Linked DNA regions of Homo sapiens: region 1 is linked to region 2. A link is a contact called in ENCODE Hi-C or POLR2A ChIA-PET data. All regions are on one chromosome and are shown on one strand. The core of a region is the stretch at or near the end of the contact, and the rest is flanking DNA. Distances in the headings are between cores, read along the strand shown. Region 1 overlaps MCCC2 (methylcrotonyl-CoA carboxylase subunit 2). Region 2 overlaps BDP1 (BDP1 general transcription factor IIIB subunit).

What was found. A loop is a pair of places that touch in the nucleus more often than their neighbours do. ChIA-PET counts read pairs that join two places held with the same protein, here RNA polymerase II (POLR2A).
Region 1: a map of left ventricle myocardium inferior shows a loop between it and region 2 (2.9-fold over the local background). The contact joins two enhancer-like sites. A Hi-C loop is called at or near these places in 1 of 168 maps with a recorded cell type or tissue (left ventricle myocardium inferior). POLR2A ChIA-PET finds 5 or more read pairs at or near these places in 2 of 52 experiments (activated CD4-positive, alpha-beta memory T cell and activated naive CD4-positive, alpha-beta T cell).

The regions. Positions count from the first base shown.
Region 1 is chr5:71,650,179-71,656,598 of GRCh38, forward strand. MCCC2 (methylcrotonyl-CoA carboxylase subunit 2) reads left to right here. Exons shown (of 17, transcript NM_022132.5): 15 at 1-5; 16 at 2,491-2,576. Among named protein-coding and RNA genes, the nearest start is that of CARTPT, 66 kb to the right of the region's middle. Within about 2 kb of position 3,098, at least 4 of the 41 ENCODE cell types and tissues checked have a DNase peak (open chromatin) inside an H3K27ac peak, as active enhancers do.
Region 2 is chr5:71,496,699-71,503,386 of GRCh38, forward strand. BDP1 (BDP1 general transcription factor IIIB subunit) reads left to right here. Exons shown (of 39, transcript NM_018429.3): 13 at 572-728; 14 at 4,864-4,955; 15 at 5,901-6,093. Among named protein-coding and RNA genes, the nearest start is that of BDP1, 44 kb to the left of the region's middle. Within about 2 kb of position 2,878, at least 2 of the 41 ENCODE cell types and tissues checked have a DNase peak (open chromatin) inside an H3K27ac peak, as active enhancers do.

The sequences.
Region 1 (6,420 bases), core at 1,848-4,347, 150 kb after region 2:
AGCAGGTCGGTGTCGTTTTCTCTTGTTTCTCTCTGGTTTTGCCTCTCACCATAAACACCCTGGAGCCAAGGAGCAGCGTGCCTGGAAGCCCTTGGTGTTCATGGCTGGGGACCTGGCGCACACTGCCTGGCCATATTTAGACTGTGCTGCCCTGGAAGTTGTTCCAGCAAATCACATGATTTCTGTCCTTTATCTTTTTAAAGCCATTTCATTTGGGGTACTTTCTTTGTGGCCATTTAAAATTGTTTCAGAATTTCCAAGAAAACACTTTTTTATTTTATTTTTATTTATTTTTAAAATTTTTGAGACAGAGTCTCGCTCTGTCACCCAGGCTGGAGTGGAGTGCCGCAATCTCGGTTCACTGCAGCCTCCACCTCCTGGGTTCAAGCAATTCTCATGCCTCAGCTTCCTGAGAAGCTGGGATTACAGGTGTGTGCCACCACGCCAGGCTAATTTTTGTATTTTTATTTATTTATTTATTTATTTTTGAGACAGAGTCTCGCTTTGTCGCCCAGGCTGGTGTGCAGTGGCACGATCTCGGCTCACTGCAAGCTCCGCCTCCCAGGTTCACGCCATTCTTCTGCCTCAGCCTCCCGAGTAGCTGGGACTACAGGTGCCCATTACCATGCCTGGCTAATTTTTTTGTATTTTTAGTAGAGATGGGGTTTCACTGTGTTAGCCAGGATGGTCTCGATCTCCTGCCCTTGTGATCCACTCGCCTTGGCCTCCCAAAGTGCTGGGATTATAGGCTTGAGCCACCGCGCCCGGCCTAATTTTTGTATTTTTAGTAGAGACAGGGTTTCACTATGTTGGCCAGGCTGCTCTCAAACTCCTGACCTCAAGTGATCTGCCCACCTCCCAAAGTGCTGGGATTACAGGTGTGTGCCACCATGCCCAGCCAAGAAAACACTTTAGAAACTGACAGTAAGTATCTGAGGCATAAAGATGTTTGATTCTTAGTCATTTGTACTTAGTGAGATTTAAATAAGTCTGATGTACTACTTTGATTTTATGACCAAAAGCAGCAGAATTTTGTTCTTTCTATTTTACTTTTAGATTGTTGTTAAGGATACCCTGAGTGGGAGGGCTCCGTCATCTATTGAGAATTGAATAACATTATCCTGTGTATAAATGAAGAAAAATGGAAAGGGCAGTGGAAACTTGATGAAAGGCAGATCAGCAAGCGGCTGCTTTTAAAATGAATTCTTTTGTTTGTGTCTCTGTTGGAGATTGTTTGAAATTTTGCATTAATTTTTATTAGTTACAACTTTTAACTCCTGTGTAAGCACCAAGTATGAAGATGATGGTTGTGTGTTCCTGAAGTTGCTTAGGTACACTGTTGTCTCATTATGGGAAGGGATGGAATGGAGGGAGCCCTGTCTGCTCTGTGCAGGAATCATCAGGTCTTCCACCTAGATTGTGGAGTGAGGTACTGCCTCCCTGAATGCATCCATCCATGCCTCACATCCCTAGTTGTCTTTTCCAAGCACTCGGAACTCTGGAGACTTACATTGAGGTTTCAGATTCACTTTAGTACCTACTAGTATCAAAGGAAACAGATAGCTTTGCTTTTGTGCGAGTGGTTGGGGTGTGGGTGTGTGGGTGGGGGAGGTGAGATATGAAATTCTACCTGATACTTCAAAGACATGTCTGAAACTCTATGAAGCCTAGCATGGTGATCTCTTATTAAGTAGTTGTTCTTTGATTACTTCAATATACAGATACTTGAATTCATTCATTTTTATACAGGAAAGGAAAGCACAGTGTGTTAATGGTTCTCCCTCAGAATTCGTGACCTAGAAAATGATATTAAGGTATTAGCATATTTACGTAAAAGAAGGTAGAGTTTATTTGAAATAAGTCTTTGTTTCTGCTGTCGAGTTGCTTTTTGAGTTGAAAGTATTTTTCAGGGTTTCAAATTAAGTTCTGAAGATTTTTACATCTGAATTAATTATCACTTGATCCTTGTAATACTGATGGGAAGGCTGTGAAATTCTTAATTAGGGGAAAATATCTCTCAGTTCTCTGGGAACTTGACTGAAAAGGTTATTCAAGATTTGGTTGGTATTTTACCCCTTTAAGCTTAAACATTTAAGCTTAAGTTTTAAATTTTGGCTATTTTAAATGAGAATCTCATACTTTTCCACATTCTTAACTGGAGGTTGCTAAGTGTAATGCAGCCCTTTTGTTGGGTTGTATAATTCACATCTATTATTGTACCTTGCTGTGATACACAGTACCCTGGGCTTTCACCTTACGTGAAATAGCCTCAGGATATTGTCTCTGTTAGGAGAGATGGGATGGGGCACTAACTTGATACTCATGTCTTAGCGTGTATGTTAATGATCACTTGTAATTTATACATCACTATGCACATGTTAGATGTAACATTATTATTCATGACATCTGTTGTTTCTTTTGAATTGAGATGATCTAAACAGGGCCAGTTGTTCACTGAAGCTGACTTACTCATGGCCTCTTTTCCTTTAGTTCTCCAGTGCTGATGAAGCGGCTTTAAAAGAGCCCATCATTAAGAAGTTTGAAGAGGAAGGAAACCCTTACTATTCCAGCGCAAGGTGGGGGCCAGAACATCACTAACTCTCTGATGGGTGCAGATGGCAGTCAGAGGAACAGCTTTACAGAGCTCTGTGTAGTTGAGATGGTCCAGCATTCATAGGAACTGGAAAATAACATTTGGACACACTTAATTTTGTACTGTTGTTTCTTTACAATCTGAATGGCTACTGCTGAAATGCCACCCCTCCTCCCAGCATCCCTGCACTGTGGACTCACCACCAGTGGTCTGATTCTCGCTTCCCTTGTCTTCCCCCTAGTTGAGGTGTCTGGGGCCTGGAGGGGTCCTGCAGCCCAAGGTGGGCCATGTTAGGAGCCGAGAATAAGTTATAAGCTTGGCTGTGTTACTTCAGAAGTTCTAATTTTTGCTTAAAAACCCCTCTCCTTGATCATTTTGTTTTTACCCCATTTTAAACATGAGATTGGTTGAACACTTACTGGCATTTGTTGACAAGTATGCTTGTACGTTTGAAAGGTGATTAGTCACTGCCAGGGTCTGTGTGTCGGCGCCAAATAATTACCTCACAGACCATTGCCGCTGTTGGCTCGGTTTTTTTCTTACACCACTTAATGAGGTAATAAATTATCATGCCTGTCCCAGCTGAAGACCTGCTGGTGCCTGCTTTCACATCTTTCTTCAACAACTTTAGTGTTCTGCATTCCGAAGACTAATCTAAGCTTCATGTCTTCCTTTCATCCCTTGGGCAGATGGAAAAAAGAAAGTAACTCTTTCTGCATCTTGTAAAATTAGCTTATGTTGTAATTTATGCTGGCGAAGGCAAACTGGAGAGGAGAGGGGAGAGAAAAGAAAATCAGGCCAGGCACAGTGGCTCACACTTATAATCCCAGCATTTTGAGAGGCCAGGGCGGGCAGATTGCTTGAGCCCAGGAGTTCGAAACTAGCGGGGCAACATGGTGAGACCCAGTCTCTACAAAAAATATACAAAAATTAGCCAGGCGTGATGGTGTGCACCTGTAGTCCCAGCTACTCAGAAGGCTGAGGCAAGCAGATCAGTTGAACCTGGGAGGTCAAGGCTGCAGTGAGCCGAGATCATGCCACTGTGCTCCAACCTGGGTGACAGAACAAGGCCCTATCTCAAAAAAAAAAAAAAAAAGCAAAAGTTAGAGTCCATTACAATCATTTGAATGGTTCCTTGGTGGATACAAAGACAAAACATACTGATTTTCAAGAACATAATTAGTTTGAGGAGATAAATAATACCATTTGGGTGTGTGTATGTGTTTTTGTTTTTGTTTTCTTTAAAGACAGAGTCTCACTCTGTTGCCCAGTTTGGAGTGCAGTGACGTGATCTCAGCTCACTGCAATCTCTGCCTCCCGGACTCAAGCAATCCTCTTGCGTCGGCCTCCAAAGCTGGGACTACAGACATGTGCCACCACACCTGGCTAATTTTTTTGTATTTTTTGTAGAGATGGGGTTTCACCATGTTGGCCAGGCTGGTCTTGAATGCCTGAGCTCAAGTGATCCTGCCTCGGCCTCCCAAAGTGCTTGGATTACAGGCGTGAGCCACCTGTAATCGTGGCTGGCCAATATTTGGGAATTTTTAAAGGTTTTTTGCTGAATATATATTTTTACAAACAAATTTACAGGTATATTTTATTGTGGTGGTTTGATTCATTTAATTAAGAACAAAATATTTTATAGTCTTTGAGAGCTAAACATGTTCCTGATTTTATCATCGTGTAAACAGACATATAGTAGCCAGTAAATGGAAAGAAGCAATAGAAAGCCGTATAAGAGGTTTGAGATGAAATATAAAATATATATTGTTAAGCTTTTCTATAGTTTTTTTTTTCCACATAAGATTTTGACTGAAATACACAGGGACAGCTGAAATATTAAAGTTTGAAAAATTGTGTATTTTGTGTGAGCTGTTAGCTTGTTTTTCAGCCCTGGCTAAGATAAATCATCTCTTGAGAAAGATTGCATCTTTTATTATTTTCATACTAACATTATTATTATTTTTTAATGGATTACATTCAAGGCAGAAGAGTAAATGGCCCAGAGAGACTTATCTTTGGAAATAAATGTTAACAGACAGTAAAGTTTTCTGTGGATCTGTAGATTTTTTTTTTTTTTTTTTGAGACAGAGTTTCTTGTTGCCCAGGCTGGAGTGCAATGGCATGATCTCGGCTCACTGCAACTTCCGCCTCCTGGGTTCAAGGGATTCTCCTGCCTCAGCCTCCCGAGTAGCTGGGATTACAGGCGTGTGCCACCACGCCTGGCTAATTTTGTATTTTTAATAGAGATGGGGTTTCTCCATGTTGGTCAGGCTTGTCTCGAACTCCCAACCTCAGGTGATCCACCCGCCTCGGCTTCCCAAAGTACTGGGATTACAGGCATGAGCCACTGCACCTGGCCAGATCTGTAGATGTTTAACCCTTCTGTTGAAACAGCTGGTGGCATGGAGACAGCAGCTTTCTTTCAAAGCTGAAAGGATTTCCAAGCCAGTTTATGGTACCTTCCTTGGGTTTAGTAAATCTCAGCTTCACAGTAAAATTCCCTGGCCTGCTTAGGTTTGAACATGGCTAGATCTGTCTTTTCAGAGACAGAGCTTGTTATTATCAGTTACTGAAACCTACAATGTTTTCCTTAATCCTAATAGGTTACATATGTAGCGTGCCAATTTGCTTCTGCTCAGTTGTTTTTATAATCAAACTTTTATCCGGCATTTCATTAGTGCCTCTTACCTGGGGCAGTCTTTTTAATGAACATTATTAAGCAGCCCCTTCATCACCATGCTTGCTGTGCTGCAGGCTTCAGAGGGAGTGTAATCAATTCACCTGGTTGCAGATGACAAGAGTGGCTTTCTTTTTATTGGGTGTTGATACTTTAGGGTCCCTATTATGAATGTTTTATGAGCAAAGGTTTGATTCATGTCTGTCAATGTAAGAATGGTTTAATAGTTGATGCCAGGTTCAGATACCGAAGGGAGTTTATATAAAAAAAGCAAACTGCCACCTACTAATAACCTTTAAAAAGTAATATTTCTCAGTCATTTTTCGTTATACATTTGAGGTTGTCAATGAGAAGGAAACTAAAATTTCTACTTAAAAGTTTCTTCTGCAAGCAGTTTAAAGTTATTGTTTTTCCTATTGTAGCAAAAAATAAAGACCTACATTTGAAGGTATCTATTTTATTAATAAAATGTACTGAAGCTGGCCGGGTGTGGTGGCTCACGCCTGTAATCGCAGCACTTTGGGAGGCTGAGGTGGGCGGATCACCTGAGGTCAGGAGTTCAAAACTGGCCTGGCCAACATGGCGAAACCCCGTCTCTTCTACAAATACAAAAATTAGCCAAGTGTGGTAGCGCACTCCTGTAATACCAGCTGCTAGGGAGGCTGAGGCAGGAGAATTGCTTGAACCCAGAGGGCGGAGATTGCAGTGAACTGAGATCGTGCCACTGCACTGCACTCCAGCCTGGGTGACAGAGCGAGACTCCATCTCAAAAATAATAATAATAATAAATAAGATAAAATGTACTGAAGCCTATTCAATAATTTTCATAGTTTCTTAAGAGTTTGGATGGGGGTTGGGGAATATACATTTTCCAGTAAAGTTTGAGGTTATTACCTGGGTATATGTGGTTCTGCATATTAATGACAGAATACACCAACTTGGCTTATATATTTGTGTGGGAAGAAAAGGAATAGGAAAATTTTTCCTGAAATAAGTAAACGTATTGTCAAATTAGGGGTTACTTTGAGATCTCTTATAAAAGTAGTTCCTTAAGCCTTAAGCCTGACATGACATTCTGTGGTGGCCTGGGATGAAGGTCATATCATTTTTTTCCACGTTTTCCCCCTCTGTCTTGAACGTAGTTTCT
Region 2 (6,688 bases), core at 1,628-4,127:
CAGCCTCCCAAGTAGCTGGGACTACAGGCACGTGCCGCCATGCATGGCTAATTATTGTATTTTTAGTAGAAACGGGGTTTCACCATGTTTGCCAGGCTGGTCTCGAACTCCTGACCTCAGGTGATCCACCTGCCTCAGCCTCCCAAAGTGCTGGGATTATAGGCGTGAGCCACTGCGCCCGGCCTTCCCATCATCATTTAATCTTACTTAATATTTCTTACGTTTTATCCTCACTGTATTGTATTGCATTTCATCTTATCCTCCCTATTATGAGTTGCTACCTTCAATATATACCAAAATCATGTCTATTTTGAAGTTATTTTCTGGATTTTAAATTTGTTTCATTTATCTGTTTATTCATATGTTAGTACCACACTGTTTTAATTACTGATGATGAATGGTGTATTTTTAATATCAGATAGAACAAGTTAGTCTCTTTAAGTTTTCTTTGCTACTCTTGTTCTAAGTAAGCTCTTAAAGGAGTTCTTCCTAATTCTCAGTAGGTTATTTTAGAAGTTCATTTGGACATGACTGCATGTTTGATGCTATTTAAATAATGTTAATTTTTCAGGGAAATTGATCAAACAGAAAATGTTAAACCAATGTTGAGAGGTCGCTTCCAAAGACCTAAACCCAATTTGTCAAGGGCTGGGAAGAAATCAGTTCTTTCACAAGGCAAAACAGAGTCAGAGAGCAAGAATTCACATTCAAAAACTTCAGTTGAAAAGGTATGGGGTAAGAGATTTCATGGAAATTAAAATTATAAAAATTTTCTTTAGATAGTTGGGAATAAAAGTTGTTGACTTGAAATTACAAAGTACTGTTACTGATATTAAAACAGATACAAGAACTTACATTAACATTAGATTTGTTCGTATCTTATTAGTCTCCTGTTTACACATTTTCTTTAACCTGGGATGTAATCATTTCAGATATCCTCAGTGGTGATAAATCTGTCTTCTGTTTACTTCTATAAAATTTTTATTTAAAATATTTCATAAACCAGCTATATATTAAATTCTGCCCACAACATTCTCATCTACACACAGGCAGTCTCATTTCTGTTTGTCTTTTACAAACTTTCTGTTTGTTTTTTCTGAGACAGGGTCTTGCTCTATTGCCCAGGCAACAGAGTCCAGGAGTGCAATGGCAGTATTATGGCTCTCTGCAGCCTCGAAATCCTGAGCTCAAGTGATTCTCCCACATCACCCTCCCCAGTAGCTGGGACTACAGGTGTGTGCCACCAAACCCAGATAATTTTTTTTTTTTTTTGAGACGGAGTCTCACTGTCTCCCAGGCTGGAGTGCAGTGGCGTGATCTTGGCTCACTACAAGCTCTGCCTCCCAGGTTCACGCCATTCTCCTGCCTCAGCCTCCTGAGTAGCTGGGACTGCAGGTGCCCACCACCATGCCCGGCTAATTTTTTGTATTTTTAGTAGAGATGGGGTTTCACCGCGTTAGCCAGGATGGTCTCTGTCTCCTGACCTCGTGATCTGCCTGCTTTGGCCTCCCAAAGTGCTGGGATTACAGGCGTGAGCCACCGCACCCGGCCTGATTTTCTGTTTTAAGTTAGCAAAAATTTGGAATGGAGTTTCACTGTGTTCACCAGGCTGGTTTCTAACTCCTGGCCTCAAGTGATTCTCCTGCCTCAGCTTCCCAGTGTGCTGGGGTTATAGGCATGAGCCAGCTCACCTGGTCAATAAATTTCTTTATTCTTTTTCTTTCTTTATTTCTTTTTTTTTTTGAGATGGAGTCTTGCTCTGTTGCCCAGGCTGGAGTGCAGTGGCACGATCTTGGCTCACTGCAGCCTCTGCCTCCCAGGTTCAAGCAATTCTTCTGCCTCAGTCTCCCAAGTAGCTGGGATTACAGGCATCTGCCACCATGCCTGGCTAATTTTTGTATTTTTAGTAGAGACAGGGTTTCACCTTGTTGGCCAGGCTGGTCTCGAACTCCTGACCTCATGTGATCCACCTGCCTCAGCCTCCCAAAGTGCTGGGATTACAGGCGTGAGCCACCACGCCTGCCGTCTTTTTTTTTTTTTTTTGACATAGGATCTCGCCCAGTCGCCCAGGCTGGAGTGCAATGGCATGATCCTGGCTCACTGCAGCCTCTGTCTCCCAGGTTCAAGCTATTCTTGTGCCTCAGCCTCCTAAGTAGCTGGGATTGCAGGCATGCACCACCACGCCCAGCTAATTTTTGTATTTTCAGTTGAGACGAGGTTTTGTCATGTTGGCCAAGCTTGTCTTGAATTCCTGACCTCAAGTGATCCGTGTGCGTTGGCCTCTCAGAATGCTGGGATTACAGGCATGAGGGCACCATGCCTGGCCAATAACTTTATCTATGTATGCACACATTTCTATAATTTTTAACCATAATGTGTATAATGTTTAAAACCTTTTTCTTTTCTTTGTTTTGTTTTTGAGACGGAGTCTCGCCCTGTCGCCCAGGCTGTGGTGCGATGGCGTGATCTCGGCTCACCGCAACCTCTGCCTCCTGGGTTCAAGAGATTCTCCTGCCTCAGCCTTCCAAGTAGCTGAGATTACAGGCGCGCGCCTCTATGCCCAGCCAATTTTTGTATTTTTAGTAGAGACTAGGTTTCACCATATTGAGCCACCGTGCCCTGCCAAAACCTTTTTCAGCTGACCACGGTGGCACACACCTGTAATCCCAGCACTTTGTGAGGCCAAGGCTGGTGGCTTACTTTAGGCCAGGAGTTTGAAACCAGCCTGGCCAACATGGCGAAATCCCATCTCTACTAAAAATACAAAAAAATTAGCTGGGCATTGTGACACATGCTTGTAATCCCAACTACTCGGGAGTTTGAGGCAAAAGAACCACTTGTACCCGGAAGGGAAGAGGTTGCATTGAGCCAAGATTGCACCACTGCACTCCAGCCTGGGCAACAGAGCGAAACTCTGTCTCAAAAAAATAAAAAATTAAAAAAAAACCCTTTTCCTCTGAAACTATTAATTTACATTTTTTTGGGTCCAATTGATCTTTTTAATAGCTGTGTCATGTTAACATGTTATTGATTTACCTAATCAGTTCTCTACTAATGGATGTTCAGATTGTTTCTATTTTTGTTTGTTTTTTTAACTCTTGTACATTAGAAGCAAACAATTTTGTAAGTAAGGCTTTCTCAAGGAAACAAAGTATAAATTTCTAGAGACGGGTGGGATCGTTGGGTCAAATAATGTTTTAAATATTTTTGTGATTCTTGTTATGCATTGTCTTTTGTTATTTGTTATTTTTATTACTTTAAAAAATTTTCTGGTATGTCTGAGTCTCCTGAATTGTTATGCATTGTGAAACTGACAGTCATAAATAATCTATTTACATTGCTAAATGAATCTTTCTGTTTCCTTATAACTTTTCCAGAATTCTATTGTTACCATTTTTTTTAAACTAAAACACTTTTTAAGATGTTGGTTTGCTTCTTTTCCTGTTTTGTGAAATATCTTTTATCATAATCTTTATAGTACAGTTACATTATTCTAATCTTATGTTTATTGAATTGTAGAAAATTTGGAAAATACAGATTCATGTAAAAGTTAAAACAAAAATTACTTGTAATTTTTTTCTTTACCTTTTTTTCTTTGAAGTGTTGTAATCTTGTTTCTTTTTTTTTTTTTTTTTTTTTTTTTTGAGGTTTAGTTTCACTCTTGTTGCCCCAGCTGGAGTGCATGGTGTGATTTCGGCTCACAGCAACCTCCGCCTCCTGGGTTCAGGCGATTCCCCTGCCCTCAGCCTCCTGAGTGGCTGGGATTACAGGCATGCGCCACCATGCCCGGCTAATTTTTTGTATATTTAATAGAAACGGGGTTTCACCATGTTAGCCAGGCTGCTCTCGAACTTCTGACCTCAGGTGGTCCACCTGCCTCAGCCTCCGAAAGTGCTGGGATTACAGGCGTGAGCCACCATGCCCAGCCATTCCTTCTAATACTTGTAATTTCATTATTCCCTTGCAACCAATCTTTTCACATATCTCCTTACAGATTTTCTTTTACACAACTGAATCATGGTTTCAATACAGTTTTGTATCCTTTGGTAATTAACATTTCAGAAATATTTTTCTGAAATATTTAGTGTGATTCCATTTTTCTTAAAAAAAAAAAATGTACATCAGGTGTGGTGGCTCACACCTGTAAGCCCAGCCCTTTGGGAGGCTGAGGCGGGCTAATCACCTGAGCCCAGGAATTTGAAACAAGCCTGGGCAACATGGCAAGATCTGGTCTCTACAAAAAATGAAAAAATTAGCTGGGCATAGTGTGCACCTGTAGTCCCAGCTACTCAGGAGGCTGAGGTGGGAGGATCACCTGAGCCTTGGGGGTCAAGGCTGCAGTGAGCTATGATCATGTCACTGTACTCTAGCCTGGGCGACAGAGCATGACCCTGTCTCAAAAAAAAAAAAAAAATTCTCATCTGCATTTAGGATTTTTAGAAAATCTCCTCTAGTTAGAAGTACAAAAAATGAAGTTCTTATTTATTCATTTATTGAGATGGAGTCTCACTCTGTCACCCAGGCTGGAGTATAGTGGTGTGACCTCGGCTCACTGCAACCTCTACCTTTTGCGTTCAAAGAATTCTCCTGCCTTAGCCTCCCAAGTAACTGGGACTACAGGCACACGCTGCCATGCCTGGCTAATTTTTTGTATTTTAGTAGAGACAGTTTCACCATGTTCCCCAGGCTGGTCTTGAACTCCTGAGCTCAGGCAATCCGCCTGCCTTGGCCTCCCAAAGTGCTAGGATTACAGGCTTGAGCCACCGTGCCCGGCCAGTTCTGTTGTTTTAATTTCCATTTGTTTATTACAAAGTTTGAACTGTTTATTGTAAGTAGATAAATTGTAGCAAATTAAATTCACAGAACCACGTGGAAAAAGATAAAATGAATACATTGGACATTTTGAGAATGGAGACTACAGAGAGAGAGAATCCAGAAGCTGAAACTGTATCTGTGTGAGTATTCAGGAAGTAGTAAAAAAAAAAAAAAAAAAAAGTAACTCTTAGGAATGATGGTAATAATTTGTTTTCTACTTAATAAGGTCTGAATTTAATTTTCAAGCAGCATACTTTAAGTTCGTTTTCAACCATAGGTGGTTTTGAAACATTCATAATACTCTCTCTGCTTGATATTGCTTATATAAATTTTATGAGTCTATTGAGTTAGCCATTACATTTGAATGTTTACAGTATATGCCCCTGGATAATTTTATTTATACTAAGAGATTTTAAAAGGGAATATTTAACTTGAAATAGAAATCTAAAATAGAATGTGAATCTGACTGGTGGATTCTGGGCTCTTCCAGGGGTTACCATTTATACTATGATTTGGGACTAATCCCCTGGAGTTCTACATTATTCTATAGTATCCTTAGTCAGGAGTAGTATTCTATGCTTGGCAGATGTAGATTTTTCCAATTTTGTAATAAAATTCTATTTAAAAGTGCTTTTTCAAGAGGGCTTCCAGGATTATGTCTTTTTTTTTCTCTCTCTTTTTTTTTTTTTTTGAGATGGAATCTCGCTCTGTCACGTAGTGGTGCAGTCTCTGCTCACTGCAACCTCTGCCTCCCGGTTTCAAGCGATTCTTCTGCCTCAGCCTCCCAAGTAGCTGATATTGCAGGCGCCCACCACCACACCTGGCTAATTTTTGTATTTTTAGTAGAGACAGGTTTAACCATGTCGGCCAGGCTGGTCTCGAACTTCTGACCTCAAATGATTCGCCCGCCTCGGCCTCCCAAAGTGCTGGGATTACAGGTGCGAGCCACTGCGCCCGGGCGGATTATGTCTTTTCAGGAAACTTGTGAATTATTTCATATTCCAAATGGTTTACTTATTCATGCCAGGGAGAAGGAAATTGGTGACTTCAAAATAAACATTAATTTTATTTCTTTGTGGTTCTAGTTTGGGTGAAAAAAATTGTCTGCAGGAAGGGAGTCAACTAAAGGCTTTAAGACCTGTACAAGTGAGGGGCCGATTGCAAAAGCCAAAGCCAAATGCAGGTAAAGCTGCTGAAAGAAAAGAAATTCTCATATCACAGGAAGAAATTGGGGCCAATGTAGAGAAGAATGAAAATGAATCCTGTGCTGATAGAGATGTAAGTACTCTGATTCCTCCTCACATTTTTGGTAAGCAAGTACATGAGCCTTAATATAAGCTTCCCTTCACCCACATACTTACATACATACATACATACATTTATTTATTTATTTATGACGGAGTCTTGCTCTGTCGCCCAGGCTGGAATGCAGTGTCGCGATCTTGCCTCACTGCAACCTCTGCCACCCAGGTTCAAGTGATTCTCCTGCCTCAGCCACCTGAGATCGTGCCACCGCACTCCAGCCTAGGCGACAGAGCAAGACTCTGTCTCAAAAAAAAAAAAAAAAAATTCACATGATCTATAATGTTTTTGTATTTTTAGTTGTGCGACTGCAGGCTCACACCACCACGCCTGGCTAATTTTTGTATTTTTAGTAGAGACAGTGTTTTGCCATATTGGCCAGGCTGGTCTCAAACTCCTGACCTCAGGTGATCCACCCGCCTTGGCCTCCCAAAGTGCTAGGATTACAGGCATGAGCCACTGTGCCCAACCCCTTTACCCCCTTTTCAAAACAGTACTGCACAATTTGTGTGCATCATTTATTACATTTTTGGTCAAAATCTCATAGCCAGCAGCTTTGCTAGTTGTAAAG